Regions from separate parts of the Homo sapiens genome. Here regions 1, 2 and 3 are each linked to region 4. A link is a loop called in an ENCODE intact Hi-C map of the cell type or tissue named here. Cell type or tissue: heart left ventricle. All regions are shown on one strand. Links, peaks and the distances in the headings refer to the core of each region. The heading gives the core; the rest is flanking DNA. Region 1 overlaps TBC1D22A (TBC1 domain family member 22A). Region 2 overlaps TBC1D22A (TBC1 domain family member 22A). Region 3 overlaps GRAMD4 (GRAM domain containing 4). Region 4 has its middle 22 kb from the start of LINC02925.

Region 1 (7,675 bases), core at 16-4,015, 230 kb before region 4:
AGCAGGATCATCACCAAGCTGGCTCAAGGTCACGTGGCGAGTAACCAGTGGAGCCAGCTCTCCACACAGGCAGCCCGGCTCCAGGACCCACTCTCCCAGGTGCAACGTGGTTCTGAATCTCCACACCACCCTGGAGGCAGGAGAGCCAGCAGAGAAGGGGCACTGGCATGCTAGAAGAGGAAGTGGCCAAGATGGGTACGTCAACTACAAGACTAGACTCCCGTAAGCACGATCTACCTTTATCTCCTGTCTTGGTGGGTGACACCTCCACACCTGGTGCTCTAGGCGAACTCACAGACCCATCCCCCACACTGCCTTCTCGCCTCACCCATGGCTAGGGATGCTCTGTGTCACCATCACAGAAGGAGGTTCAGGCGCCTGAAGAAACGTTCTCAAGTTGTTTGTAATAATAGCAAGTTAGGAATAACCCGCTGCCCAACCGCAGGGGCTGGTGCAGTCAAGTCGGGGGAAATCCATAGGATGGCATGTTACAGGGCACTCTAAAGACTAAGGCGGTTCTCCACGTACGCCATGGGAAAATGTATCATTCCCTTAAAAAGTGAGGTGCACAACTGCCTTGCCGTGCAAGGGGACAAAGAAATACACTGTAGAAATGCACAGACCCCAGAGCATCTCTCTACAGAGCACTTCATCACCAAAGGAAAAAGGGGAGCTCTTCAGTGGAAAGAGCTGGCAGACGCCACCTCAACCAAGTGATCGGAGTCCACATCTTCAACGTGAGGACCCACCAGCACCACGTGCCCCCGCTGTGATGACCAAGGAGAACACGAATCCCTTCAGTGATGTTCCTGCCAAAAATTATCAATCAGAATCTCATTGTGGGCAAACATCAGACAAGCACAAACCAAGGGACATCCCACAAAATCACTGGCCCGTGCTCTGCTAAAGTGTCAAGATGGAAATGCAGAGACCGGCAAAGCTGCTGCGCCAGGTTAGTGGAGAAGACAGAGGCGTGACATCCAAATGGAACGCATGGTCCCCACTGGAGTCTGGACTAAGAAAAAAGAGGGAAAGGACATTACTGGGACAACTGGCAGAATGTGACTATGGACTGTGGATGAAAATAATACAAGTGTTAAAATAGTACTGTGTCAACGTTAAATTTCCTGATTGTGACCCCTGTGCTGTGATGATACTGAGGGAATGTCTTTGTGCTTAGGAAATATGCAGCGAAGGTTTCAGAGGTAAAGGGATATATCTCCAACTGACTCTCAAATGGTTCAGGAAAAAAATGTATATATACACACAAAAACAGGCACACACATGCAGAATGGTAATGGGCAAACGTAAACAATTGGTGATTCTGGGTACAGAGCATATGGGAGTTGTTGGCACTATTCATGCCAACTGTTCTGCAAGTTTGAATTGCATCAACACGAAACGTTTAAAACAACAGATGCATGGGCCATCGCTGGAAGGAGACACCTCGAGCTGTGGAAAGGAAGGGAAGGTGGGGGCTGGGACAGGCCTCATTTTCACATACACCCTGCTGTGCTGTGTCATGTTATAACACATGCAAGTGTTGCTGTTTCAAAAAAAAACAAACATAAGGAAGAAACAACCACCCACTCTGAGAACTCTACTCAGAGCTGTGTCCTTCTAGCCAGGAGACCTTCCAAGAGCCCTCCCCCGCCTCGAGAACACAGCTTCAGCCATGCCCTTTGAACCGCTGCTTCTGCCCGGAAACCCTCTCCCTGCCCTGGGCTTGAGCGTGAAGGCCCGGCTGCTGCAAGCTCCTATATGGCCCCTGCATGGCTCCTGCGTGGCTCCTGGCGGCCCATCCGCGTGCGCCACTCGCCACCTCCTGGCCAAGCCAGGCGTTGCACCTCTGGCTCTTAGAGTGCCACAGTGACACCAGTCATAACTGTGTGATACAGGTTTGTCCCCTCAATGAAGCAATCTCATGACCAAGGCCACATTCCGGTCCTCCCGAGAGCTCCAGCGTCTAGCAAACACCTAGCCAGAGTGGCACTCCACAAAGATGAGATAGGGAAAGGAAGGACGTGGATTCAGCAGGAATTCCACCAGAGGAACTGAAAGCAAGTGCGTTCCACAGAGCCTGGCCACGGCAGTCCACATGGGCACTGCGTGTGCCTGGAAGCAACTCGCGCAGGAAGAGTCACACTGGTGACTGTGCTCTGCCCTGTGGGCCTGCCCCTCTGCCCCAGCCTCACCCCTGCCCCCTTGCAGGGCTCACAGCCTGTCACCCTCTGATGACTGCAAGCCCCATGGTAGGAAAGTACAAAACCAGCAGATTGAGTTGATGGTCACCAGCGCTGTGCCCCCATGAGCCACTGTCTTCAGAATACTGTCAAGAACAAGGATGTCCACCTGGCCAGCCTCGAAGGGCTCACCAAGGGCAGCAATAATAAAGAGTGCAAATGGGACAACAGGAAAACAGAATGGGCCAGGCGTGGTGGATCACGCCTTAAGCCCAGTGCTTTGTGAGGCTGAGGCAGGAGGATCTCTTAAGCCTAGGAGTTCAAGACCAGCCTGGGCAACACAGGCAGACCCGTATCTGTAGAAAAAATTGTTTAAAAAATCTGGTGAGCATGGTGGCACAATCCTGTAGTCCCACATACTCAGGAAGCTGAGGCAGGAGGATTGCTTGAGCCCAGGAATTCCAGGTTGCAGTGAGCTATGATCACACCACTGCACTCCAGCCAGGCAACAGAGTAAGACCTTGTCTCAAATTTTAAAAAAAGAAAACAAAAAGGAACGCAAAATACATTTTCAAATTGCATGGGAAAAACATTAACAAAACTTGTCTAAAGCACAAATTGCTACTACCTTAGTGACTGACTTGAAAATATTACATGAAAACATCACCTTCCTGCAAGGCAAATTACACACGGACGCGTGTGCATTACATAAGCATACATAGAATCCTTTAAGATGTGATCTATTTCAGAAACAGCAAGAAATGTCTGTGTGTGTCCTCCAGAGGGCAGGGTGCTTACCAAGGTCCGTGTTGGGGCCGGCAAGCAGCTGCTTGAACTTGTCGAGCCGGGAGGCCTCTCTTTCGCTCAGCGCTGAGCTGCTGAGAGTGCTGGGGTCAGATGTGCCACCCAGCGTGACGGTGGCCGAGTGTGGGAGAGACTGGGACCTCTGCAGAGGGGCGGCATCGCTGGCACTTTCTGCAGGGGTGAGAGAATGGGGGTGAGGGTGAGGGCGCTCCTCCCGACTACACGTTCCTCCTTGCTGTGCCACTGTCCCTTTGTGAATGCTGATGGGTCCCTTCTTCCCATCACTCAGCAGTGGGGACCTTGGTTTCTTGAGCAATAACATGGAACTGACACCTTTGAAATTCACTCGCTTCACTGGCAGAGTATTATTCACCAACAAAATGGACCACCTTGCATAAAAGCAACACAATGACAGCCAGAAAACTCCAGGGCCCCTCGGGCTGTGTGGAGGTCAGGCTCCCACCAGTGCCTGGGGTGGCAGATCAGGGCCTGCCCAGGTGACATGACCCAGAGGGTCTGTGTAGGACGGTGCCCTCGGGTCAGCCAGGCCTGAGTGCGGAGGGCAAGCCCGTGAGTTACCATGAGGGAAAGGAGAAAGCCTGCAGAGGTGCTGAGGACAGAAGGCAACAGTGGGGACACAGCAGGAACCAGGGCGCTGCGAGGGCTCTCACCTGCCATCTCAAGAGCGTGCCCAACCCCGCCACCTGCCTGGCCCTCCTGGGTCTCACCAGTGCCCTGGGAGGAAGGTCCCACAGGGACCCTCATCCCAAGGAAACAAAGGAAGCCAGACAGGTGAGGGATGGCACCTTCCCAGACCCCACCACAGGCAGTGACCGCAGTGGCACTAGAGTACAAGCTGCCCGCCCTCCCTCCCGCCCTCTGCTGCTGCCCACCATGGCCCCACTGACCCCCAAGACGGACAGGCCCAGGGGGATCCAAGCAGGTGGTGAGACAGCACGTTCCACCCAGCAACCCGGGACCGGGTCAGCCCAAGGGAAGACCCTAAGGCCCTCAGATCACTCAACACTGCCATCCGAGACCAACAAGCAAGAGGCTGGGAAAGGCTCCAAACTCCTGGGTCTAAATCCTGTCTAGCTATCTCATTTTTCAAAAACTGAAAATTAAAGTAGAGTGAAAAATAAACTCCAGGAAATGGAGCCGAAGCAAACGCTGCAGCTGACGGGCCGACATCCACTCCAGCAGCCGCTGAGCAAGGAGGTAGGAGCCGCACTCCCCCGCGCCCTCCTTCCCACAGAGCACCCCCATTTCCCTTATAACCTGGGAGTGGGGGAAAATAATTCACACAGAAACCCTCAGGCTATCCAGGAGCCAGGCAACCTATGGCCTCTGGGCAGAATGTGGCCCAGTTAAATTTCCAGAAAAGTCTGCTAAAGTGGGGACATAGACTTCAGAGTACCGCCCTGTCTCCTCCCCCATCCCCGCTGCCCACTCTCCCTGACTCCCCCCAACCCCCAGGAGGATCTCCTCCCACCAGCCTCAGTGCCCTTGCAGTGATTCCTATTTTGTAGCAGCCGCACACCAAGCAGTGGGCTGGGGCTCCAGCCCGGGGCGTCTGGCTCCAGAGTTTCCGCTGCCGGCCTTACTGCAGACAGGGCTGAGAACCAGCACCTGAGCAGAGGGGAGGACCATGGGTGACAGTGCCCCCTCTCCCTCCTTCAGAGGCTCCTGCTTCAGCAGCACTTACAGTTCCTCAGAGTGAATATTCAGCAGGAAGAGCAGCTGTGCACTGAGTCCCAGAATTAAAGGTGCTCAGCTGGACTTCCCTGTGATCTTCAGAAATGACTGATGTGGTTTCATCAGGACACGTAAGGGGCCGCTCACTCCTGAGCAGAGCCCATAAGTCCATGTCCTAGTGCTGCTGCAAAGCTTAATGAGTTTAGTATCACAGGGACTTGATACTGTACCTGCCACACAGTAAATGATCAATATATGGTATCATTGTCACTATACTGAAGTACTCAAAAAAAGCTTGCCCAGAAAGCAAACACAGGAAAGGTGGCCAACTCCAAGGCAGGCAAGTGGGAGCACAAGGCAATGAGGTCATGGGCCCCCTTCTCCCAGCGCAAGCTGCCTGCAGCATCCTTTGCTTGGCTCTTCCAGGATGAGGCCATCCCAGGGTGACATCCCAGGGTGACATCTCATAGCTCCCCGACCCCAGCTGGTCACAGCCTGAGCCTGCCTCTTGTCAGATCCCCCAGCCACACACCGTGTGGTCCTGCGGTCCTGGCCACTCTCAGCCTGACAGTGCCCTGCATCTTGGGGGTAGGGGGCACGGTGCTGAGAGGCTCACAGAGCTTCAATGTCAGCACCACCCATGAGCAGATGAAGCCAGGGATCCTGCCAACTCCGACTGCCACAGGCTGAAGGGCGCTGCCCAGGACTGGGCCTGCAGAAGGCGGTCAGTGCATGCTTCAGTCAGTCACCAGGTTTCCAAGCCTCCCGCAAAGGCCATCACCAGATTTCCAGTTACGAGTTCAAAGACTTTAAAATTTATTACACTCCAAAAAGAAAACTGATCAAATGAAATCACGCACAGCATTCTCAACTAATGAGAGCTGTAACATTTTAGAAGTTAACCAATTCCTAGAAAGTGGTTTTAAAAACTAGACCTAGGTATGAAACCTAGTTCTCCAGGGTAAAATCAGGCCACCCTAACAATCTCCATCTTCTCAGCTGGAAATGTGGGGAGAGCACCCTAGCCCCCAGAAGACCTTGGAGGGAGGTACCTATGAGGGCCAGTGGCCAATCCAGCTGGACTTCGCCCCTGCCCCTCACCCCCTGCCTCCCAACAGCACCACTGACACGAAGACACCCTGACCTCCCCGTTTCAGATGACACCTGCTCCCCACTGCTCTCAGGGCCACCGCGTTCCCACCCCATTCTCTGCCTCTCTTGACCGTGGCACCTGCTGCCTCCCAGCACGCTCTGTGCCCCCTTGCTGACTGTGGGCAGTGCTGCATCTGTCCCTCTCACCAGAATGGACTTGCCGCAGGGCACAGATGTACCTCAGTCTGTCCAGTGGGGTCTCCCAAGCTCTGAAAACAGTACCCGCGGCCCACAGTGGGTTCATCGCACAACCATGCAGCTTTTCCATCACAGACGTGATGGCCTGCAACACATAAAGAGCAGCAGCCACAGAAACAGCCTCAAGAACAGCTGCTGCACACCAGTGCCATGCACATGGCACCAGACACGACCCCACCCGAGGGGGTCAGAGTGCAAACGTGGCCGACCCAAAAGTCAGACTCCCAGCCCCTACAGACCTGAGCCCACGTGTACGCACACCTGGCAGGAATCCTGTAAGCTGCCTAGAGGGCCAGCCCCTAAACATGCAGAGGCCTGACCCCTCGGCTGGCAATGTCACCCATGGAACCATCACAAGCTGGTGGAGTTAGGAGGGAGACAGTGTCCCCAGGCGCTTGCTCCCCCGTGGCCCTCTCACGGCCAGCCCACAACAGCCTGGTGCCTCCACTCCACTCGGAGAAGACATGCACGTAGCTAGGCCAGAAGCCTCCACTCCACTAGGAGGAGACACGCACGTAGCTAGGACAGAAGAAAGCACTTGGGGGCCCTAGGAAAGAGCGCAGGCCACTCCCCTACCCTTGGAAGAGAACCATAAGGGCTCTCGTGGGCCAGGGGGCCTGCTGCAAATGAGGATGGGAACCCACTGATTCTCCCACAGTGAGTGTGTTCTGGCCACTTTCTTAGCTTGGCCAGAAACCCAGACCATCTCTTCAGTCCTCCCATCGTACCTGCAGGACAGGACGTGTGGCTCTCACTGACCGACTTCACCAGCCGGAGGTCGCCGCTGGGGGGTGAGGGCGGCTCTGCCTCGGGCCTGGGCTTCTGCTGAAGCCCTGGCCCCTCCTGCAGCGTGGGCCGCCCCTGCCGCTGGCTGTGGTTACGCAGCACACGGTTGGCCGTCTCCATGACCACCTCGGAGTTCAGGCTCTCCGCCGCCATGGCCAGGAGCTCATCGTCGTCCTCCCCAGCGTCCCAGGCATCGCTGGTATTGCTCTCAAACTCCTGGAAGGTGCTGACCCTCTTGGCCTTCACTGGTGTGGTCGGCATCTTGGCCGTGGACCTGAGCAAACTGCAATGCAAAGGCAGTCTTTACTCGTACATGCTCGAAGGCTTCACCCAAAACCAGCCAGGAAAGAATTCCCAGGTGAAAAGACAGGCATAGAAGTGTTCAGCTTTGATCTAGCAATAGTGAGTGAAAAAGCAAACACAATTCACAGAGACAGCCAAAAGAAGAGCAGGCGAAGCCCATGAGGACTCAGTGGCAGGAGGGGGAGGGGGCTCCAGGAAGGTCACCTGGGAGGAGGCGCAGGGCCACATGGTGATACCCTGCAGGACCACCCCAGCTCACTCTGGCCAGTGCCTGGGGCACCTTCCCCGAATCCCAGTAAGGCTCCTGCCCAGCAGTGAGGGGTGTGGGCCAGGAGCGCCTGTGCAGGGTGCAGGCCTGTGGTATATGGATTTGAAGACATGATCATTTAAACAAGATTCCCCCAAAATAGGACAACACACAACATCGGCCCCACCTCACGTGAGAAACTTGTCAGACAGGTGCAGTCCTGCAGGGTCACAACAGCCCAGCACAAGCCCCACACTCTGCGCTCCCGCCTGCTGTGGAGGGGCCAGGACAGGCCAGGGCCGGGCTC
Region 2 (7,675 bases), core at 3,138-7,137, 240 kb before region 4:
ACTGGGAGAAATCAATGTCTACTGCATAAACCACCCAGTCTGTGGTATTTTCTTATGGCAGCCCAGGCAAATTAATACACTAACCTATTCTTTAGATTCTCTTACCCTAAGATAATCTACATTAGGATTTTAAGCAAACTTGAACTTCTTCTCTTTAGGACCAATTTGAACATAGTCTGGGATTTCAAGAGAAAGCCTCCAATAGTTTATATGAATACCTCAAAAGCTGGCGAAGGCCGGGCACGGTGGCTCACGCCTGTAATCCCAGCACTTTGGAAGGCCGAGGAGGGTGGATCACGAGGTCAGGAGATTGAGACCATCCTGGCTAACACGGTGAAACCCCGTCTCTACTAACAATACAAAAAATTAGCCAGGCATGGTGGCAGGTGCCTGTAGTCCCAGCTACTCGGGAGGCTGAGGCAAGAGAATGGCGTGAACTCAGGAGGCGGAGCTTGCAGTAAGCCAACATCGCGCCACTGCACTCTGGCCTGGGCAACCGAACAAGACTGTCTCCCAAAAAAAAAAAGCTGGCTAAACACCAAAGTCAAAGCCTTACCTGACTACATTTCACCACACACAATAACATCAGGATAAAGGTGATATCCTTCACCTCTCTATGCAAAACCAAGGATTTGCTTTATTCTTGGCAACTGATTTAAGGTGTAACTTCCTGTATTGTATCCAGTTGTGATGGTAACTGGATTATTTTTTTATTTTTCACCTCCCATCCCTACTGCATTTCTTTATTTTTTTATTTTTTTTTATTTTTTTAAGCAGAATCTCACTCTGTTACCCAGGCTGGAGTGCAATGGCACAATCTCGGCTCACTGCAACCTCTGCCTCCCGGGTTCAAGCAATTCTCCTGCCTCAGCTTCCTAAGTAGCTGGGATTACAGGCGTGTGCCATCACGCCCGGCTAATTTTTGTATTTTTAGTAAAGACGGGGTTTTGCCATGTTGGCCAGGCTGGTCTCGAACTCCTGACCTCAGGTGATCCACCCGCCTCGGCCTCCCAAAGTGCTGGGATTACAGGCATAAGCCACCGTGCCCAGCCCCTTACTGCATTTCTGTTCATTAGAAATTTCTTCCCATTTTCTTATTTTAATCATCTATGATTTAATCCTGTACCAAGTTTCTTTTTTATTTTTTTGCTTTTTCTTTTAGAGACACGGTGTTGCTCTGTCACCCAGGCCGGAGTGCAGTGGCATGATCATAGCTCACTGTAGCCTCCAACTCCTGGGCTCGAGCAATCCTCCCACCTAGGCCTCCCAACTGCTGGGATTACAAGTATGAGCTACTTCACCTGGCCCTGTATAAAATTTCTAAAACCGAACTCTTCATGTCCTATTAAAGTAAGCAAAGCAGTGTGCAATGCAAAGAAGCCTGGATTAAATCAAGTGATTGTTGCTACTGGCTGGCATCTGACCTTAGGTCCTCCTCCATTTCTAAGCCTCAGTTTCTTGATCTGCAAAATGGGAATCACAGGAATCCTGCCGCCCTACTCATCATATGGAGTAAATGCCAAACAAATGAGCTAGCCTGTGGGGAAGGCTGGATAAACACTGGTCACTGCCGCTGCAGAGGTACAGTGCCAAGTAGTGCCAGCGTGTCGTCAAGCAAATGGCTTTGTCACACAGACGCATGCATGTGCTTCTTCCTTCTAACATCAAACCCACTGTGCCTCCCAAACAGCTCCAAGCAAAGCAGCACTGGGGCCTCAGAGCAGACAGGACAGAAGTCCTCAGCACGGGCTGACAGGGTCCACAACACCGACAAGCAGGAGAGTTGGTATCACTATCATTCCCACCACCATCATCACAGTTATCATCGCCATCACTACTATCATCACCACCATCATCACCATCACCATCACAATCAACACTAATCCCTGAAGCCCTGAATTCTAAAGAAGGAGAACAATCCTGCTGCTGTTGATCCTCCATCGTTCCACGCTGGTGGTGAATTCTAATTGCTCACCACTGTCTTCCAACTTTCCTTCTTAAAGAAATCCTCTTCCCTGTAACTTCGCCTGTAAAGTGTCTACAGGATGCACCTGTAGAATCTGCGGTTGAGCAGGAAGAATCTGCGGTCACAGAACCTGCCAATCCTCTTATAAAATATCCCATAATACTAGAGTATCCAGGCCATGCCTGGGGAGGAGCAAAGCCCTATTGGCTCTGCACACATTTGCTCGGCCAGCCCTGTGAAGAGGTTGAACTTCCCCTCCTCATATCAGCAAACCCAATTCCATAATTGTAGCTACTCAGGTCTGACTGGCCGAAGATCAGCACTATTCTACCCACTCCAGACCCTGGGTGGGACCCACCAGCCACAGGCACTCACCTCCGCCCTCTCAGGCTCCCATCACTCTGTCCTCAGGCTTGGGTGACAACTCACCATCATACCCAGAGCCCCTAGAAAGTCAAAGGTACATTATCACATTTTTCTAAGTTAACACATTTTATATCCTTTTTTAGCTTGATTTTCTTTTCAGCTCAGTCTTACATGTCAGTTCTAATGGTCTGTGGCCATACTTTTTTTAAATAATATTTTCTAAATAATTTTTAAATATTTTTAATATTTAATTTAATTTAAAATTTAATTTAAATTTAAAAATTTTTAATAATTTTTAAATATTTTTTAAATAATAGACTCCAAGGAATTTAAACCATCTTAAAACAAAAACATTATTTTCTCGGCAGCTTTCAGTACTATGCACTTGAGTAATGGGATGGTTTGTGGCCCTTTGAGTCTCAGCTCCATTTCCGGGCAAAAAAAAAAAAAAAAATCAGAACAGAGGAGGGTTCATTCTAAATGCCATGTCACTGACTATGAGAATTCAAAGTTCATTTACTGAGTCCCTCTACACCCAGCACTCTGTAGACAGTTCAATGCAATCAAACATCTGGGTCTCTATACTACGTTTTCCACACAGCGCTCGGCACTGAGCCATGGGGTAAATGTGATAAGAGGGTTGGAGGCCGGGCGCGGTGGCTCACACCTGTAATCCCAGCACTTTGGGAGGCCAAAGCGGGTGGATCACGAGGTCAGGAGTTCGAGACCAGCCTGACCAACATGGTGAAACCCCGTCTCTACTAAAAATACAAAACTTAGCCGGGTGTGGTGGTGGGTGCCTGTAATCCCAGCTACTCAGGAGGTTGAGGCAGGAGAATCACTTGAACCTGGGAGGCGGAGGCTGCAGTGGGCCGAGATGAAGCCACTGCACTCCAGTCTGGGCGAAAGAGCAAGACTCCATCTCAAAATAAAGAAAAAAAAGAAGAAGAAGAAGAAGAAGGACAGAAAGACATTAAGGAACCAGAAATCGGGTGGGGGGTGTGGGGGGGCGGTGAGAGACACACACATCAATCTCTGTGAATGGCAAACACAGTTGGCTGCCAAACCAATATCCAACCCATCCCACCTCTCTGTTTCCAGAATCCCGGTTTGAAAGTGCCCATGTCCAGCCCACAGGAGACACATCCTTGGCAGCTCCCCCTACCACCAGGAGTGGCCATGTGGCCTGGCTCTGAAGGCAGCCCTACTCTCCCAGTAAGAAGACGCCTGCCCTGGTGACTGCTCCTTCCATCACCCCATGATGGTGACAGCCCCTTTAGAGCTGTGAGGAAGAGGTCAAGTGACTTGGAGCTTAGATCCTGAGGACATCACTGAGCCAGTGAACCAGTGCCAACAGCTACCTGCCTCCAGGCATCTTGCTGAGAAACTTAACTTTTGAATTTGTTCAAAAGTCCTTGCGTCTGCTTTTCTGTTACCTACAGCAAAAACACATCTTCACGGAAGGCCCCAGATACAAGGCACCCTGTGTCAACTGGAAAACCAGTGATGCCCCACTCACCGCTGAAGAACACAGGGTAGGAGAGAAGGAGACTGACCGCTGGTGGCTCAATTAACTCTGCCAGCATTTCCTGAGAATGTGCCATGCATGTGCCAGTCACTGGAACAGGAGGATGAGTGACTCCAGCCACGGCCCAAGAGAGGATCACAGTCTAATGGGCAGATGGACACAAACTCATACTCTCTTAGAGGAAACCATAATAGGAGCTAAGTTACAAGTAGAAAATGTTGTACAGGGCGAGGAGCAATGAGTCCCTGGGGATCCTGCCATACTCGCCCTACTTTCCTTCTCCTATCCCTCACATAGAGAAAATACCACAGTCGCACAATTGCTCAAGTCTGTATCCAATATCCTCATCTACAAAAGAAATTATAAGAAAAAAAAGACAAACATGCAACAGATAAGTTTTTAAGGCGGCTCCTTTAAAACCATACCAAAGACTTACAAACTCTCTTTTAGCATTTGCTTTTAATATTACAGACTAAAAATCACCATTCAACAGAAACAAATCACCTGAAGGAACAGTGAAAGGTTTCCTATTAAACTGAAGATTTACATTACTATGGATAGTAAATAAAATTCCTAATTTTCACCAAATCATATCTAATTTGGTTATTTTAAGCCAAGTGACATCACATGTAGTTCAAATACCACATCGAGCAGGGAACACATCACCCAGAAAAAAGGATGCCGGCAATGCTGTGAAAGTGGGGAGCCAGCGTGTTCACTGAGGCTCTCGCATGCCCTGCCTGAAGCCCAGATCACTCTGCAGATAAAACAGCCGCTGAGAGAGAGCCATTTCTGCTAGTGAGCTCTGAAAAACTGGTAAGAACTGATTAAGAGGGAATAAATTAGAGAGAAAAAGCAAGCACAACTCTAGTTAATACAGCATGTGGAAACAGTGGCAATTTTGGTTTGTTGGTTTTATTATCTTTTCCATTTCTCTAACTTTCAATAACATTTCCGTTAATGATGATCACAGAAACCCTTTAGTGACAAAATGAGCAGAGAAAAGAAATAGGCACAGCTCCTGTCCTAAGTGGGAACACACGGGCAAAAAGGGGCCAAGGCCGGGGGCAAGCTTTGAGGGAAAGCAGAGTAACGGTGATGTGGGGGAAGCCACGGGGGGAAAACGCAAACCCAGAGTCACACGGTTGGGAAAGCCCGTCCTTGGCTCAAGGAGGTGCCATCGCATTGCTGCTGAGCTGCCATTGGATGGTAGTGTCAGTTACTTACCTAGTAAATTTATCTAAGAAACAAAGTAAAACCAGAGACACAGGACCATGTATGCACCAAAAGAAGGCAAGAAAGGTCTAGCTGAAGAGTCAGCGAACCATCAAATGACAAGTACCTACTATGTGACACTCACTGCAGGGGACTTGAGGACAGAGCAGGGCCAGCAAGGATCTGGGTGTGGCTGGGCCAGTGCATGCACAGAAGGACTGTGCAAGCTGGAGTTTGTTCCCTCTGCCCCGGGCCTCTGCATTCAGCAGTTCTAGGTGGCCAGGGGGCTGCCTTCCTTGACAAAGCCCTTCCCTGATGAGACGCCAGGGCAAGGCCGAGTTAGCCAGAGCTTTCATCTTCGTCCCTCACGTTATTCTCTTCTGAGGCTGTGCCTGCCTTTCAGTAAGCACGGTGAACACACACAGACACGCGCAAGTGTAAGCACCCCCCACCCACAAGGCCAACGTGCCCTGCTGTGGTCATGAAGCCCAGGCTGCAAAGACAGCACCTGGCCACTAGAGGGCGACGCTGAACGCTGACGGCCGGGTCGCAAGAACCAACCGCCCTCCCCGCCTCAGCTCCTGGGGGCCGGGCCCCAGCTCCCACAGCAGAAGCGAGATCTCCAACAAGGCCCACAGGAGAGAAAACCGCCGCCCTTCCTCAGGCCTCCAACAGCACCAAGAATGCCCACTGTCTACACTAACCAGAAACGTGTGACCTGGAGGCTGGGAGCCCAGCCCGGGGTGACCCCGGTTCCCAGCCAGCTCTGCCCTCACTGTGGGGCTGGAGGGCAGCCGCCTGTTTAACCTTGTCTCGAGCTCTTCAGCTGTAAACCAGCGATAAGGCCAGCAATCTGGGGCACGCAGGAAGGGGGTGGGGGTGCAGAGGGGGGTCTTTTGGTGGCTGATAACACAGTCTCTACAGCACAGTGCCCAGCACAGAGTGAAGGCCCCCAGTGGCTGTAACCATGGGAGCATTTAAACACACTGCTTTCCCTGGCTCTCTGTTTCATGAGGAGGAGATTTTGTCTCCCCAGTGAAATGCCATCTCTGGAGTGTGTTCTGATTTCTGTGTCTATCGGCTGTTCCCCATCCCTGCAGACCCCAGGCTCTAAGCTATGGGGGTCCTGGCTCTTGCCTTCTCGCCAGTCTACCCAGCTCCAGATTTCATCAGCCCCCGACTCACGCAGCCCACCCCACCCACATCCCCAGCCCACGGCCTCCACTCTTGCCCCCTAGTCTCCCACCCTACTCTGACCCTCCTCCAGCCCCTCCCATGAGCTGCCCAAGGACTCCACGTCGTCCATGGCCACTGGCAACACTCTGCTCAGAAGCAGTCATCGGCTCTTCCTTCCACAGAATAGCAACCGCTTTCTGATGCTCTGCACCGCGCTTTACTCCCCCGGTTCAAAACCTCCCAGAGGCTTCATGCTGTGCTCGAAGTAAAAGCAGAGCTCCTTCTCCTGGACTTCTCAGCCCTGGGGACCTGGTCCCTGCCTGCCTTGCAGGCCTCTCCCCACACCCCACTCAGCCACCAGGCCAGAGCCTCAGAAACCCCTCAAGCACATGAAGCTCTATTGCCCGCAGGACCTTTGCACCTCTGGGCCTGTCCCTAGAATGCTCATGCCCCCTCTTCAAATACCTGACTCCGTGCAGATCTCGCCCCAGAAACAGCCAACTGCAGAGCAGCTCCAGCCTCTACCCTCCACATGCCTTGACTCTCCCTATATGCTTCCTGCCTTCTGATGGTTGCGGGGGTACTGAGCGAGCTCCCTCTGTCTCCTCACACGAGAATGTCAGCTCCTTGAGGGCAGGGCCCTCGCAAGCCTCGCCGCCGATTCCTCCCCAGTGCCTACAACCACAGCAGGTGCTCAACAGAGCCTGGATGAGTGACTCTACATAAATTCCCACTGACCTTCACGAGGACCCTGCAGGGCAGGTCTCATGCTCCCTCTACAGCTGACGAAACAGGTAGGTTGAGCCACTTCATGAGTAAGGACACGGCCAGCCATCACACTGAGGGCCTACTCCAAGGCCGCACCTGCTTCCTCCTGTCACCAAGGGCCCAGGCCCCTTCACGGCTGCCCTAGAGCCACGGACACCAAGGGGGCATCTACTCGTATTAGTGCTGCCAAGGTGTACGGCTCCAAACTTCTGTTCATGCCCTCCCAACCCCCAAAACACCCTCTCCCGCTGACCTCCATCTATCAGCACGCTCTCATAAAGCCTAGACTGGATGGTCACCCCTCAGGGGAAGTGGAACACAGCCGTGGCCTGGCCCCACTCCTTGACGGACGGGTCGTCGTGCCTTCTGTCCTACCGTTCGAAAGCCTTGAGGGCCAGAGCTGAGCTCCACACACAGTTTGCCCTCCGAGGCCCCACTGCTGCGAGGCAGGCCCTAGACGGTCCTCAGGAAACTGCGTGTTCTACATGTTACCAAATCGCACTACCATTCACCAGATACATGTGACCAACTTGAGTGTCATTTTCCGGGGCTTCAAAGCAGGCAGTCTTTGTGTGAGTAAATATTGAGCCAATGCTAAGAGTAAAATGAGCTATTAAGTTCTATTTGCTACTTTCATCCCCAGGCTCATAACAGAG
Region 3 (7,675 bases), core at 2,174-6,173, 110 kb before region 4:
CTGGAAGTACCCAGCCTCTGACCTGACGCTGGGACCCAGGAGCCTGACTCTCAGATCCTGACATCCGCCCACCGCGCTCACGTCACACCCACAGTGAGAGGAAGGCGCGCCGGCAAGAGTGAGGTGGCCCCAGAGGGTGGAAAACAGATGTTTCCTCTTCAACAGGCACTGGCAGGGTTTTTAAAGTAAAAGCACCCAGGCAGAGCAGGGAGCAACAGAAGTCACAGTGTGGCCGGGACACCACCTCCAAGACCGGCAGGGTCAGGGCGCTGGGACACCACCTCCACCAAGACCGGCAGGGCCAGGGCTCAGCAGAGGACGAAGCTCCGTTCTCCGCAGCTGCCTCTGCAGCCGCTCATCACACACCTCGAGCTGCCCGGTTTAGTTTAACAGGCCCTCCCTTTGGGAAAGCTGACCTGTCCCCAGGATCCTGAGTCACCTGTCCCCTGGTGGCTCTTGTTTCTCCAGACACGATGGAACCAGGGGCAGACCCCCTGCCAGCGCCCTGCAGGCCCTGAGGCCTCGCCCTGGACTCTCTCCCCAGTGTGTTGCCTGCACGCCTGCTGTCAGGGGAGTGCTGCAGCGTGGGCGGCTCTCCCCACGGGCACGCCCTCCTCCCCTGTAGCCCGCAGAGTCCTCATGACCCCTGGCTCCTGCACTCCTCCTGGGGCAGTGGGATGTGAATGCCATCCTGAGGGCTCCTCTGGCCTGTCACAGGGCGACCCCGTCCTGCATCCACAGCGCCCCCCTCACGGGCCTTCAGTCTGTGTCGGCGCTCGGCCTGGCCTCAGACTCACGGCACACATACCCGCCAGCGGACGCTCGTTTTCTGTCAGATTGAAGATCTCGTGGAAATTGCCCTTCTTGGTGCTGTGGAAGCGACCGGCGTCCTCCTCTTTACCCAGGCCGGCCGGTGCGCTGGGTACGTAGCTCCGTGACGAGGTCGTCTGCAGCTGCCAACGGCAAACAGCGTCGAGGTCAGGCCCGCTGCCCACGCCTGCAGCACCCAGATGTGCTGGCCGCACACACACCTCCCCAAAAGCTGGGATCCAAATTTGGGAAGACGTTCCCGAGGTCCCTTCCGGCCCAGAGCGGCTCCTTCTTCCAGGCAGGGCCACCTCACCTCAGTGGGGAGAGCCCAGCAACCCTCCTGACTCATCTGAGCCACCCCGAAGGGAGCACCGAGGCCTGCTCATTCCCCGTGGTCCTGGCTGGGATGCTGTGCTGCACATCTGGAGGGCCTGTGACTGTGAATGAAATATGGCCCAGTGCCAGGCTGTGGCTCCAAGGGGGCCCTTCTCAAACTGCCTGGTCTCAGCGCCAGAGCCTCACTGTCAGGGATGGCAGGGGCCGGGCACCCCCATGGAGTGGTCACTCCCAGGCCTGCTGGCTCTCAGTCATCATGGCCAGTCCCCAGGTGTTGCCCTGGGCTTGGGAGGGGCTGGATGAGCCTCAGAAACCGCAGTGGTAACAGGGAAAAAAAAAACCCTCAAGTTTAAGGAGTCTATAAAATTGAAGAAACAGCCTCTAAATGAGCCGGAGGTGAACAGAGCACTGTGGGCCTGGGGATGCCCGGCTTCGTGGCCCCCCATCCCCCCATCCCCGCAGCTGGGGGCCGGGCTCACCCTGCGTGAGACTGCGGCGCTGGAGCGCTCCTTGAGCTGCGGGTCGGTGGGGAGACTCCTCCAGATGATATAGGGCGTGTCGTACTTGGCGCGCAGCCTCGGGCAGCGTTTAAAGATGAAATCAATGAGGAAGAACTTGATACCAGCATAGAGTCCTGAGGGCAGGGGACACAGCCTGCTCCATCTAGAGCTCTGCAGCTATGCCAGTCTACTCAGGGTGATGGTTCCGGCACCTCCCACCTCCCAGATTGGCACCCTCCACCCTGAGCCTGGATGTGAGAGTCCAGCTGCTCGCTCAGTCCTCACCCTGGATACCCCCAGCCTCGCTCCCCTGGGGCCCATTCGTGCTGCACAGTCTCAACCCCAGGCGAGGGCCCCACTGCCAGCGCCCCACCCACTCCCACTAAGACCCCTCAGCTCTGCTAGGACCCCCCCATCCAATGCCCCTCACTTCTCTCTCCAACTCCGCCTGGCTCAGGGCTGTTCTTGACCCACCTGAAACACTTCAGGACTGTGCCTCCTCTGCCCCAATTCCCCACACCTGACACCAAATCTGAGGTCCCTCCATGGCAATCCCTCCCCAAACCCCCTCCCACCTGCCCTTCTTCAACTGGGTGCCCCCCCACGCCCAGCCCATCCCTGCTGAGAGGCCGCCCATGACCAGCTGCTCAGACGGCTCCCAGCCACGCCCTCGCAAGTTCCCCTCCACCAGCTCCGTTTTCTCCCCGATACTGTCACCTGACACAATCATGGTCAGTCCCCCTACTAAACACGACCTCAGAAGAGCCAGGCCTGACTGCGCCCCAGGACCCCACCTGGCAACAGATGCAGGGATGGGAGGCGGGGCCGGCCCCCACACACCTGCTAACGCACCCCCCTGGGCAGCAAAAGCTGTCAGGAGTTCCGGTCTCTCCGGGTGCCCCTCCCAGTGCTGGGGGCTGTCTCGCTGCCCCCAGTGCACAGCCCGCCAGACCAGACCAGACGTGGCAGGCCCTCCCTGCAGGGGCCCCAGGGTCAGAGTTCCATGTACTATCTGTGCTATAAAGGGACTGATAAAGCTGTGCCTTTGTTTCATTTTTTGCCTTTGTAGGACATTTTCACAGAAATTCATCAATCAAGTCAGACTTTTTGACCCCAATTCTCAACTTGTTGATTCTTTTTTTTGAGACAGAGTCTTGCTCTGTTGCCCAGGCTGGAGTGCAATGGCTTGATCTCAGCTCACTGCAACCTCCCGGGTTCAAGCGATTCTCCTGCCTCAGCCTCTCGAGTAGCTGGGAGCCTACCACCACACCCGGCTAAATTTTTTATTTTATTTTATTTTATTTTATTTTATTTTATTTTTGAGACGGAGTCTTGCTCTGTCGCCCAGGCAGGAGTGCAGCAACATGATCTTGGCTCACTGCCAGCTCCGCCTCCCGGGTTCACGCCATTCTCCTGCTTCAGCCCCCTGAGTAGCTGGGACTACAGGCGCCTGCCACCATGCCTGGCTAATTTTTTTTAATTTTAATTTTAATTTTTTTATTTGAGACAGAGTCTTGCTCTGTCGCCCAGGCTGGAGTGCAGTGGCGCGATCTCAGCTCACTGCAAGCTCCACACGCGGCTACATTTTGTATTTTTGGTAGAGACGGGGTTTCACCATGTTGGCTGGGCTGGTCTCGAACTCCTGACCTCAAGTGATTCACCCGCCTCGGCCTTCCAAAGTGCTGGGATTACAGGCGTGAGCCACCGTGTCCGGACAACTTGTTGATTCTTGAAAGATGCTAGGTGTGAGGAGGGGCAGGGCCAGGACCACCCCCTTGGCTGACTGGACTGAGCTCCCAGGCCTCCTCCACGTGGTGGCCGACCCAGGAGGGACAGCTCAGCTCAAGAGAGCCCAAGTCCCAGCTGGGGCCATCCTTGCTTGGAGCAGGCAGCCTCTGCCCCTCTAAGCTGAGGTCCCTTGTCAGCACTGCAAAAGAATACATGGGCACCGATAAGCCAGGAATGCCATCTTGGCCCACACCTGGCAGGGTCACCGCTGCCCAGTGGCAGTGGTGATCTCAGGGTGGTTGTGAGAACCCAAACCACACTGGGTGTCACAAAAAAGGACAGCAGGGGCCGGGCGCAGTGGCTCACGCCTGGAATCCTAGCACTTTGGGAGGCCGAGCGGGCGGATCATGATGTCAGGGGTTCAATACCAGCCTGGCCAACATGGTGAAACCTCGTCTCTATTAAAAATACAAAAATTAGCTGAGTGTGGTGGTGCACCCCTGTAATCCCAGCTACTCCCGAGGCTGAGGCAGGACAATCACTTAAACTCAGGGGATGGAGGTTGCAGTGAGCCGAGATCGTGCCACTGCACTCCAGCCTGGGTGAGACAGACTGAGACGCTGTCTTGAAAAAAAAGGACAGCAGGGCAGATGCAGGACACCAAGACCCAGGTGCACACCCCCAGGCTCCCCGTGGAGGGCGGCCTGCCCCGGAGCTGTCCAGGGCCGCAAGTGCACTGCAGCTCTGGAGCCTCGGCACCTGGACCCAGGCCTAGGGGTCCAACAGGAGGTCACAGTGGTCACCTACCCATTCATGAGCCTAGAGTCCTGGGTGCTAGCCAGAGGGGCTCCAGGGCATTGTCGGGGTAAGGGTCTGATCAGATCTGGCTCTGCCCACTCCTGGTGATGCCACCTGATGGCCACAGTGAGCTGCTGTTGGACAGCTCAGCCGTGCTGCGTCCAGAGAGGCCTGTCCTCCCACCAGCAGTTACGCTGGGTCAGGGCTAGGGTCGGGCTTGCGTTATGGTAAAGGCATTCAGGAAACGTGGCAGGGGGCATCTGCTCTTCCACACAGACACAGCCCCCACTGCTCCTCTGCGCAGCACGCCAAGCCTAGACTGCTGAGGGGCCGGGGTCTGACCTCCCGACTCCGGCACGGAGCTCTCCCCACCCCTGGCTTTGTGGCTCCTACAGCCGCACACGCTGTCCTGCGTGGGCTCAGGCGAGTCCCACCTGCCCCTCAAGGACAGGACCCTGGCGGCCTCGCTCCCACATGCCAGTGTGTGGCCCATGTCAGACACTGGATCGTTGTTATTGAGGAAAAGAGAAAGAAAAGAAAAGAAACAAGACAAGACAAAACAAAACAGAAGAGACCAGTCGCAGTGGCTCCCGCCTGTAATCCCAGCACTTTGGGAGGCCGAGGTGGGCAGATCGCCTGAGGTCAGGAGTTCCAGACCAGCCTAGCCAATAAGGTGAAACCCCGTCTCTACTAAAAATACAAAAAAAATTAGCTGGGCGTGGTGGCGGGTGCCTGTAGTCCCAGCTACTTGGGAGGCTGAGGCAGGAGAATCACTTGAACCCGGGAGGCGGAGGTTGCAGTGAGCCGAGATCACGCCACTGCACTCCAGCCTGGGCGACAGAGCGACACTCCGTCTCCAAAAAAAAAAAAAGAGAGAGAGAGAGACAAAAACAAAGAAAAGGAGAAAGACAAAGATAAAGGAGGGAAGCAAGAAAAAAGAAAAGAGAAAGGAGGGAAGAGAGCATGCTGGGCAGCAGTGGATGAGCGCCTCCTGGGGTGAGGGGGGGCCACCACACCCCACCCACCTCCCGGCACAGCCCGGTCCTCACCGCCAGCCACCCTCCTTCCCCGCCGCCAGCTCTGCAGATGAGTGTTTTAGTGGATGAGACCCTTGGCTTCACGTGATGTCACCAAACTCATCAGCTACAACCAACCTCCCTGCACATCAAACCAGGCTCTCAGGCTCTCCATGACTGTCACCCCTAAGCCCACAGGCGCCCCAAGAGGCATGTCCTGCCCAGGGCAATTCCCTGACACCCCAAGTCCTGCTATCCTGGGTCTTGGGTCTTCCAGCTCCTCCCACTTTGCAGGAGACATGGGGGCCTTGGAAGTGGAGGGCTTCTTGATTTAAGAAACAATCACCGTGTCCCTCGATCTCGGATGGGCTTCACTTCTCCCAAATTGAAACATTTGTGACAAAAAGCAGAGGAAGGATCGCCAGGTGAGTTTAACAGCTCTTGCAGACACCTGGCAGACACTGGTGGCATGCGGACACCTGTGTCCCTCCTCCTGAAGCTACAGGCCGCAGGTGCATCTACTTACCCACGGCAAGCCCCACCAGGCGGTAGGGGAAGAAGCAGGAGGCCAGGAAGGCAGCCCAGAGCGCCACATACAGCTTCTGTGTGATCTCCGGCTGGACCCACATGAACAAGCTGGAAGGAGACGGGAGGCTCAGGCCGGGCGGGCGCCGCAGGGCCGGGGTGGGGGGCGGGACTTACTTCTTGATCTTCTCCAGGATGTCAGCCATCTTCCCGAAAAGGTTCTGTGTGAAGGAGAAACAGCAATTACAACAGCCCCCGCTCCTGGGCTGTCAGTCACACCGCGACGCCAGGAGGGCCTCCAGGTCGGGCAGCCCTGAGGTCACTCGGAGCCCTGTGGTCCTGCCCGGCTGCTCCTAGGCCGGGGAAGGCCCAGCTCTGGTCTAGGGCAGAGGTGGCCACGCTCACAGCAACAGCAGACCCGGGCCTGAGTCCTTCCCAGGGGCGTTCAACCCTGGCCAGGGGCGGTGGGGAGGGAGGGGAGCTCCACCCTCGCGCACCGTCCGCAGAGGCTGAATCAGGAGGCCCCTTCCCCAACCACCAGAGTTGCTGTAACGACCATCCAAGGGCAGGGTGACTACAAGTCAGCTGACCGCGGACAAACCGGGCCTGCAGTGTCAGGCACGGCCCTCCCCAGGCAGCAGCGGAGGCCGGCGGAGACCTACCCCTGGCCGGCGTAGACACACCCCTGGCTGGTGCCCATGGCTGGCGCAGACACACCCCTGGCCGGCGCCCGTGGCAGTACCTGGGCTTTCTGGGCGACGTCCAGCACCAGCTGGAACTTCTCAGACACAGTCAGGTCTTCCTTTGGAGGTTCCTTCAGTAAAAGGGGAAAGAGAATTTTCCACTGAAATTTAACAGTTCAGAAAAACCACTGACAAAACAGTGTGGAGCCCTCCCAGCCCCAGGGACTCTGCTGTCCCCACACAGCCAGGGGGGATGGGACATCCCTTGGGGACCTGGCACCAGGAGGACACCCCTATGGGCTGATGGTGACATCTCACCCCGTGCCCCTCACTCTGGGTGCACAACAGGAGTGGGGCAGAGCCGCCCCTGCAATGGCTGAGCAGAGGCTCTGCCTCACAGTTCACCTTCACAGCTGCCCTCCCTCACTTACAGGCAGGGAAACTGAGGCCCAGCCAATGGGAGCCCTGGTCCTGCTTGTCTCCCATTCGTTAAGAGCCTCTCAAGGTCTCCTGGGTCCCAGTGCTGGGCGGGCAACAGCCTGCCTCCTCCAGGTACTTGCCCTGACCCCTGGTGCTCCATGCAAGAAACAGGCACTGAGATACCCAACTAGGCCCGTGGAGGCACCGAGGCCTCCCTTCTGCCCACGCCCAGTGGTCCTGCCCCATGGGCCGGGGTCTCCCTCTAGAGCAGACTTCTGTAAAGGGCCAGACAGTAAATATTTTTGGCTTCCATGGCCACGTGGTCTGTCGTCTACTCAAGGGTAATGCAAAAGCAGCCGCAGCAGTATGTAAATGAATGGGTGTGTCTATGTGCCAATAAAACTTTATTTACAAAGTTAGGCAGTGGGCCAGAGGTGGGTTTTTTGTTGTCGTTGTTCTGTTTTTTTGAGACAGAGTCTTGCTCTGTTGCCCAGGCTGGAGTGCAGTGGAGGGATCTCGGCTCACTGCAACCTCCGAGAGGTGGGCTCTTGAATCTCAGATGGGAACAGGTCCACTTGTCCAGCCTACTGTTCACCACCCTACCTGGGGAGGTTGTGGGGGCTACAGCAGCCCCTCAATGTCCCCCACCCCTGCCATACCACATCCTAGCTGGGAAGCCTGGCCAGGGCCAGGCAATCTGCTTCTTGCACAGCCAAGCCTGGACTAGAATGTGGGGCCGGGCTTGCAGCCTCGCAGGCCTTGGGGCTAGGGAGGGGCTGGCCTCCTCCTCCCCTCCTCTTCAGGCCAGGCCAGGACTCCAGGGGGATGACCACATGGCCTCATCCAGAGGCTTCCCCGA
Region 4 (7,675 bases), core at 1,899-5,898:
GTTATCATGGGAGTGGGTTAGTTATCTTGGGAGTGGGTTAGTTATAGTTATGAGAGTGGGTTAGTTGTCATGGGAGTGGGTTAGTTATCTTGGGGGTGGGTTAATTATAGTTATGAGAGTGGGTTAGTTATCATGAGAGTGGGTTAGTTATCACGGGAGTGGGTTCATTATCATGGAAGTGGGTTTATAATCATGGGAGTGGGTTAGTTATCTTGGGAGTGGTTTAGTTATCTTGGGAGTGGGTTAGTTATCATGGGAGTGGGTTAGTAATCTTGGGAGTGGGTTCGTTATCTTGGGAGTGGGTTAGTTATCATGGAAGTGGGTTAGTTATCATGGGAGTGGATTAGTTATCTTGGGAGTGGGTTAGTTATCATGGGAGTGGGTTCGTTATCTTGGGAGTGGGTTAGTTATCTTGGGAGTGGGTTCGTTATCATGGGAGTGGGTTAGTTATCTTGGGAGTGGGTTAGTTATCTTGGGAGTGGGTTAGTTATCATGGGAGTGGGTTCGTTATCATGGGAGTGGGTTAGTTATCATGGGAGTGGATTAGTTATCTTGGGAGTAGGTTAGTTATCATGGGAGTGGGTTCGTTATCTTGGGAGTGGGTTAGTTATCTTGGGAGTGGGTTAGTTATCATGGGAGTGGGTTAGTTATCTTGGGAGTGGGTTCGTTATCTTGGGAGTGGGTTAGTTGTCATGGGAGTGGGTTCGTTATCATGGGAGTGGGTTAGTTATCATGGGAGTGGATTAGTTATCTTGGGAGTGGGTTAGTTATCATGGGAGTGGGTTCGTTATCTTGGGAGTGGGTTCGTTATCTTGGGAGTGGGTTAGTTATCATGGGAGTGGGTTCGTTATGGGCGTGGGTTAGTTATCTTGGGAGTGGGTTAGTTATCATGAGAGTGGGTTAGTTATGAGAGTGGGTTAGTTATCATGGGAGTGGGTTAGTTATCTTGGGAGTGGGTTAGTTATCTTGGGAGTGGGTTAGCTATGAGAGTGGGTTAGTTATCTTGGGAGTGGGTTAGTTATCTTGGGAGTGGGTTAGTTATCATGGGAGTGGGTTCGTTATGAGAGTGGGTTAGTTATCTTGGGAGTGGGTTAGTTATCTTGGGAGTGGGTTCCTGATAAAAGAATGGGTTCAGTGCACACTCTCTTGCCCTTCTGCCTTCTTCCATGGGGTGTTGCACGAAGAAGGCTCTCCCTAGATCCTGGCACCTTGCTCTTGGACTTCCAGCCTCCAGAGCTATGAGCCAAATAAGCTTCCATTGTTTATAAATTACCCAGTCTCAGATACTCTGTGATAACAGCACAAAAGGGACTAAGACATCATCTAATGTACTTTATTTATTTATTTATTAAGACAGAGTCTGGCTCTGTCACCCAGGCTGGAGTGTAGTGGTGTGATCTTGGCTCACTGCAACCTCCACCTCCTGAGTTCAAGCGATTCTCCTGCCTCAGCCTCCTGAGTAGCTGGGATTACAGATGCAAGCTACCACGCTGGGCTAATTTTTGTATTTTTAGTAGAGACAGGGTTTCACCGTGTTGGCCAGGCTGGTCTCGAACTCCTGACCTCGAATGATCTGCCCACCTCGGTCTCCCAAAGTGCTGAGATTACAGGCGTCAGCCACTGCACCCGGCCACTAATGTACTTTAACAAAAACAACAAAAAATAGATATAGTCTTGCTGTGTTGTCCAGGCTGGAATGCAGTGGCTATTCACGAATGTAGTGGCTATTGATGGGTATGGGCAAGGCCTATACTGCGCCCGGCCTATATAAGCCGGGCACGGTGGCTCACGCCTGTAATCCCAACACTTAGGGAGGCCCAGGCGGGCAGACCACCTGAGGTCAGGAGATCAAGACCAGCTTGGCCCAACATGGCAAAACCCTGTCTCTACTAAAAATACAGAAGTTATCCTGGCGTGATGGCACACGCCTGTAGTCCCGGTTATTCGGGAGACTGAGGCAGGAGAATCGCTTGAACCCTGGAGGTGGAGTTTGCGGTGAGCTGAGATCGTGCCACTGCACTCTAGCCTGGGTGATAGAGCGATACTGTGTCTCAATAAATAAATAAAATTTTTATCTATATAAAAGACAATGAAAAATTAATGTTATTCTATGCAGCCAATAGTTACTTAGATTTACCCATGTTTAAACATTTACTGTCTTAGCCATTTTGAGGTAACATGAAGTACATTCTCATTGTTGGGATGCTGATATAGTTTGGATGTTGTCCTTTCCAGATCTCGGGTTAAAATTTGATCCTCAGTGTTGGAGGTGGGGCCTGGCGGGAGGTGTTTGTATCATGAGGGCGGACCCCTCATGAACGGCTTGGTGCTTGCGTTAACAGTGAGTTCTGCCTTTATTAGTTCCCGCGAGGGTTGGTTGTTAAAGAGAGCCTGGAACCTCCTTTCCCCCTCTCCTCCCTCCTTCCTCTCTCCATGGGATGCCTGCTACCCTTCCCCTTCTGCTATGAGTGGAAGCTTCCTGAGGCCTCACCAGAAGCAGATGCTGGTGCCACGCTTCTTTGTACCAGCCTGAAGAACTATGAGCCAAATAACCATCTTTTCTTTTCTTTTCTTTCCTTTCCTTTCCTTTTCTTTTCTCTTCTTTTCTTTTCTTTTCCAGACGGAGTTTTGCTCCTGTTGCCCAGGCTGGAGTGCAATGGCGCGATTTCGGCTCACCGCAAACTCTGCCTTCCGGGTTCAAATGATTCTCCTGCCTCAGCCTCCCAAGTAGCTGGGATTACAGGCATGTGCCACCATGCCTGGCTAATTTTGTATGTTTAGTAGAGACAGTTTCTCCATGTTGGTCAGACTGGTCTCGAACTCCTGACCTCAGGTGATCTGCCTGCCTCAGTCTCCCAAAGTGCTGGGATTACAAGTGTGAGCCACTGTGCCTGGCTACCACCTTTTCTTTATAAATTACCTATCCTCGGGTATTTCTTTCTAGCAATGCAGCAAATTAAGACAGGTACCAGCCCCACCATCCATCTCCAGGACTGTCTTGGGCAGGACCTGTGTCACCTCCGCTGGCCTCTGTAATCAGCATCTGCACGGTGGGCCTTGGATTGATGTCACTCTCTCCCTTTAGATTCCCCTCTTGGAAGGAAAGGCACCAAGGGCCTGCCCCCCTCTCTGCTCAGGATCCTCCAGACAGCTGGCCTCCAGGCCACCCACCCTGAGGCTGACCTCCGGCCAGCTGGGGCCCTGCTGCGCCCCCAGGCTCCTCCTCTGTGGTCAGATGGTTTTCACTTCTTTGGCCTGATTCAGGGGCTGGTGGGCGGGGCAGTGGCTCACACTGGGTTCACCTGTTAAAGTGCAGGGGTAGGGGTAGCTCCCCAAAAGGAGAAGCAACAAAGATGGACACACAGCAAAGCTGTGGGCGTGTCTGCCACAGGCCAGTGTCCCTGGATGCCTTGGGTGGGGTGGGGCTGAGGCAGGCAGCCTGCCAGGCCAGAAAGCATGAGGCCCTGGCCCTGGGCTTGTGTCCCTAGGGATGCAGTGAGCACAGACCTCCCTAGAGGGGGGCCTGGCCCGCCAGAAGCCCAGCCCCGGCCCCTGCCACCAGCCTGTCCTTCCTCAATTCCTAGCTCCAGCCAGATCCCCAGAGATGAGCGACCCTGATGACCAGCAAGGGCAGGCCCGCCCTCCTTCATCTCCCTCCTCTCACCCGGCCCAGCCCGGAGGAGGAGTGTGGTGTGAGTGTAGCCGCAAATCCAGTCAGCTCCCCTGGGCTGAAGCCCCAGAAATGCTGCTCCAGGACCCAGGCAGCTCCAGTCTGCCCCACGTGGCTTCCAGGGGCACAGCCCTCGGCACAGAAGGCTGTAGGTGTGGCCTGCAGCACGGGGTGGAGGCTGGGAAGGGCCTGGGGGACCCAAGGGACGGATCAAGGCCTGTTCAGAGCCAGACTCCAACCACCTGCTCCCAAGCCAGCCCTCAGGCCCTGCTCTGCAATGGGTTCGGTTGCCCTGTGTTCGCCTTCCGGGCCCCAGCCCAGGTAGGAGGATGCTGGCACACCTGCTGGCTACAGGCGGCCCTTCCTTCTCCTCAGGCGAGGAGGTGCCCACTCTGAGCTGTGCAGCCGGGAGCCAGGGTGAGCTGAGCCCCCACCTGCTGCCCCAGGGAGACCCTGCCACGTCTCTCTTAGCCTAATTTAGCTGTGCGTGAACCTCCCACCTGCCCTGCACTAGCTGGTCCCTAAGCTCACTGGGGCCACCTTGTGGCTGCTCACGGCCTCGGCCCCGCAAGTTGGGGCCTGATTTCCACACTGGCTGCATTTGTCCTCTGTGGACTTTTGTCCTCTGTGCCACCTTCTTGGGTGGCACCCGCCACATGCTGTGCTGAGCTACTTCTTTTTTTTTTTTTTTTTCTGAGGCGGAGTCTTGCTCTGTCGCCCAGGCTGCAGTGCAATGGCGCTATCTCGGATCACTGCAAGCTCCGCCTCCCGGGTTCACGCCATTCTCCTGCCTCAGCCTCCCGAGTAGCTGGGACTACAGGTGCGCGTCACCACGCCCGGCTAATTTTTTGTATTTTTAGTAGAGACGGAGTTTCACCATGTTGGCCAGGCTGGTCTCGAACTCCTGACCTCATGATCTGCCCGCCTCGGCCTCCCAAAGTGCTGGGATTACAGGCATGAGCCACTGCACCTGGCCTGTGCTGAGCTACTTCTAAACCCCACAGAGGGCCAGGTGTGCTGGCTCACACCTGTAATCCCAACACTTTGGGAGGCCAAGGCGGATCACCTGAGGTCAGGAGATCGAGACCAGCCTGGCCAACATGGTGAAACTCCATCTCTACTAAAAATACAAAAAATTAGCCGGGCATGGTGGCAGGCACCTGCAATCCCAGCTACTCGGGAGGCTGAGGTAGGAGAACCACTTGAACCTGGGGGTGGGAGGTTGCAGTGAGCCGAGATCGTGCCACTGCACTCCAGCCTGGGCGACAGAATGAGACTCAGTCCCCCCGCAAGAAAACGAAACACCATGGGGGAAGACGCACATTTTCATGTATAGGCTCTTCCTGTTTCACGTGAGGAGCATCGCAGGATGCATCTGTTCTGACACGAGGGGCACCAGATCGCTGGAGGCAAAAAGAGGGATCCTGAGAGGCCGTCTGGGAAAGAGAGAACTGAAAGACAGTGACAGCAGTGACGATGGCTCACACCTCCTGTGTGCCGGGCACTGTTCTGGGCACTTTATACGAACCAGTGAAGAGAGTGGCTGTCAGTGTGAGAGGAGCTCTGGGGACACGGGGATGTCTCGCAATGGGGCTCCTTCCTCCACCTCCCCATGAAGCCTTTGGTAGACCACACAGCCTCATGTGCCTTCAGATGAGTTTGTGTGGAAGTGGAGTGTGGGGCATGCAGGCCTGAGGGTGAGGGCAATGCCTGTCCCCTTGGGATCACTTCACCCTCACAGGGATGCTGGAGCAGGCCTGGGATCCCCCCATCACACAGAGGGAATGACCAGGGCTCCCAGAGCCGGAGCACAATGTCCAGGCTGTGGCTGCTGAATGACCCAGGCCCTCTGGGGGGGCTGCTCCACCCGCCATGGCCCTCCCAACCTCCCTTGCTTTCCAAGGTCCACCCAAAGCCCCAGGCCTCTCAAGTCTCCTACATCCCCTCTCCCCCTAAGGTCCCAAAGATTTCCCAAGGTCCCTTAGGCCTCTGGAGGTCCCCCAAGGCTCCTCAGGCCCCCAAGGCCCAAAAGATCCTCCAGAGACCCCTCAAGGCCTTCCCAGGCCCCTCAACGATCCCCAGGGCCCCCCAGGTTCCTTAGGCCCTCCTAAAGCCCCACAAGGTCTCCTAGGTCGCCTAAATTCCCAAGACTTCCCAAGGCCCTATGTGGCCCTCAAGACCCCCAGACCTCCCTGCATCCTCAGCCCTCCATGAGACCCTGTCAGCAGCTGCCTCTTCTGGGATGGCCAGGCTGAAGTCCCCAGGGGTGAATCCACCTGTTCAGCTCCTTGCTTCCTGCCACCAGCTATTGGTCCTGGGCTGACCTATGGTGTGGTGCCTTTGGAATCACGTGACCACCAGGCATCGTCACATGTTGTCAAACATGGCTACCTACACCACCATCATAGAAGAGATGGAAGTGAGTTCTTCTGCAGCACCCCAGAGCCGGCCTGCAGTCAGGAAGGCCTCCCCAGAGGCATCCACGAAGCTGCCTGCCAACCTGGGTGCCCCAGGCATGGGCCCCTCTAAGCCTGCCCTAGGAGGAGAACAGTTTGTGTGACACAGGGGGCGGAGGCTGGGTCTGAATCTTTTTTTTTTTTTTTTTGAAACAGAGTTCGCTGTGTCGCCCAGGCTGGAGTGCAGTGGTGCAATCTCACCTCACTGCAACCTCCGCCTCCCGAGTTCAAGCGATTCTCCTGCCTTAGCCTCTCTAGTAGCTGGGATTGCAGGTGTGCACCATCACGCCTGGCTAATTTTTGTATTTTTTAGCAGAGACGGGGTTTCTCCATATTGGGCAGGCTGGTCTGAACTCCTGACCTCAGGTGATTCGCCCACCTCAGCCTCTCAAAATGCTGGGATTACAAGCGTGAGCCACCGCGCCCAGCTGGGTCTGAATCTTTAACAGTTCCCCTCCGCTCCTGGAGCCCCTCCCACAGCCAGCCCTTGCTCACCAGCGGGGGAACCAACAGCCCCTTCCTCACCCTCCTGGGGGTTGGGGTCTCTCTCCACAATACCAGTGCCGGGACGCATCCCTCGTCTTCTCTGCTCCTTTCCGTTGTCCGGAGGCCTAGGCCCAGTCATCCAGCCAGCCTCCACCCAGCTCCTCTCCCTGCACACAAAGACTGACCCCATCAAGCTGCACTTCCTGAAACACACCCACAAACCAGAAACTCAGCCTCCCCTTTGCCCGCAGGATGCCCATGGGCAAAACTGTCACCAAGAGAAGAGAGGAGGGGCCCAAACCGGCTCTGTCTCTGTGGAGAAAGAGCCTGCCTAGGGCTGGACCCTGGTTGTGTGGCTTCAGGTATGAGTCCCTTCCCCTTCCTAGGCCCCAGTCCCCTCACTGCACACCTAGGGTGATGACATGTCATGGCCCAGGGTTAAGAGCACAGACTGGAGTGGGACTCCCTGGGCTTTACTTCTGGCTCTGCTGCACACTGGCTGTGTGACTCTGAATGAGTAACCTAGCCTCTCTGTGCCCGAGTTTCCTTGTCTGTTAATAGGGATCAAACAGAATATAACATCAAGGTCATTAAGAAGAGTCAGTAAATTAATGTTTATAAAGTATTTATTATTTTTATTTTATTTTATTAATTTTTTTAGATAGAGTCTCACTCTGTCACCCAGGCTGGAGTGCAGTGGTACAATCTCGGCTCACTGCAATCTCTGCCTCCTGGATTCAAGTTGAGTGTCATGCCTCAGCCTACTGAGTAGCTGGGATTACAGGCCCTGCCACCACACCCAGCTAATTTTTTATATTTTTGGTAGAGATAGGGTTTCACCATGTTGGCCAGGCTGATCTCGAACTCCTGACCTCAAGTCATCCGCACGCCTTGCCCTCCCAAAGTGCTGGGGTTACAGGTATGAGCCACTGCGCCCAGCCAGAATTATTATTTTTTTTTCTTGCTGATTTGAGTCCCTTGTAGATTCTGCGTATTAGTCCTTTGTCAGATGCATAGTTTGCAAACATTTTCTCCCATTCTCTAAGTTGTCTGTTTACTTTCA

What was found. Peaks named below come from ENCODE experiments on the same cell type or tissue, not always from the same donor. Only the 100,000 strongest peaks of a DNase experiment are listed, where the experiment ranks them.
Region 1: it touches region 4 in a loop (3-fold over the local background); 21 of 110 quality-filtered maps call a loop at or near these places.
Region 2: a loop joins it to region 4, with 6 times the contacts of the local background. A loop is called at or near these places in 21 of 110 quality-filtered maps.
Region 3: it touches region 4 in a loop (4-fold over the local background); 46 of 110 quality-filtered maps call a loop at or near these places.

The regions. Positions count from the first base shown.
Region 1 is chr22:46,792,927-46,800,601 of GRCh38, reverse strand. TBC1D22A (TBC1 domain family member 22A) reads right to left here. Exons shown (of 13, transcript NM_014346.5): 3 at 6,761-7,101; 4 at 2,982-3,158. Among named protein-coding and RNA genes, the nearest start is that of TBC1D22A, 34 kb to the right of the region's middle. RefSeq lists an enhancer at 1,785-2,285. In heart left ventricle, for the core only: CTCF peaks have their summits at 1,626 and 1,825 (motif pointing left); a DNase peak (open chromatin) is centred at 1,811.
Region 2 is chr22:46,801,453-46,809,127 of GRCh38, reverse strand. All of the region lies in intron 4 of TBC1D22A (TBC1 domain family member 22A), which reads right to left. Among named protein-coding and RNA genes, the nearest start is that of TBC1D22A, 43 kb to the right of the region's middle. RefSeq lists enhancers at 5,601-5,650, 5,671-5,840, 5,861-5,910. In heart left ventricle, for the core only: CTCF peaks have their summits at 5,386 and 5,585 (motif pointing right); a DNase peak (open chromatin) is centred at 5,617.
Region 3 is chr22:46,666,948-46,674,622 of GRCh38, reverse strand. GRAMD4 (GRAM domain containing 4) reads right to left here. Exons shown (of 19, transcript NM_015124.5): 11 at 6,456-6,527; 12 at 5,891-5,934; 13 at 5,715-5,824; 14 at 1,626-1,780; 15 at 809-953. Among named protein-coding and RNA genes, the nearest start is that of GRAMD4, 50 kb to the right of the region's middle. RefSeq lists enhancers at 1-140, 341-420, 4,500-5,000. In heart left ventricle, for the core only: a CTCF peak has its summit at 4,291 (motif pointing left); no DNase peak of the experiment used is centred there.
Region 4 is chr22:46,560,041-46,567,715 of GRCh38, reverse strand. No RefSeq gene overlaps it. Among named protein-coding and RNA genes, the nearest start is that of LINC02925, 22 kb to the right of the region's middle. RefSeq lists enhancers at 3,491-3,660, 3,650-3,944, 5,383-6,134. In heart left ventricle, for the core only: CTCF peaks have their summits at 3,992 and 4,191 (motif pointing left); DNase peaks (open chromatin) are centred at 3,665 and 4,205; H3K27ac peaks cover 393 bases.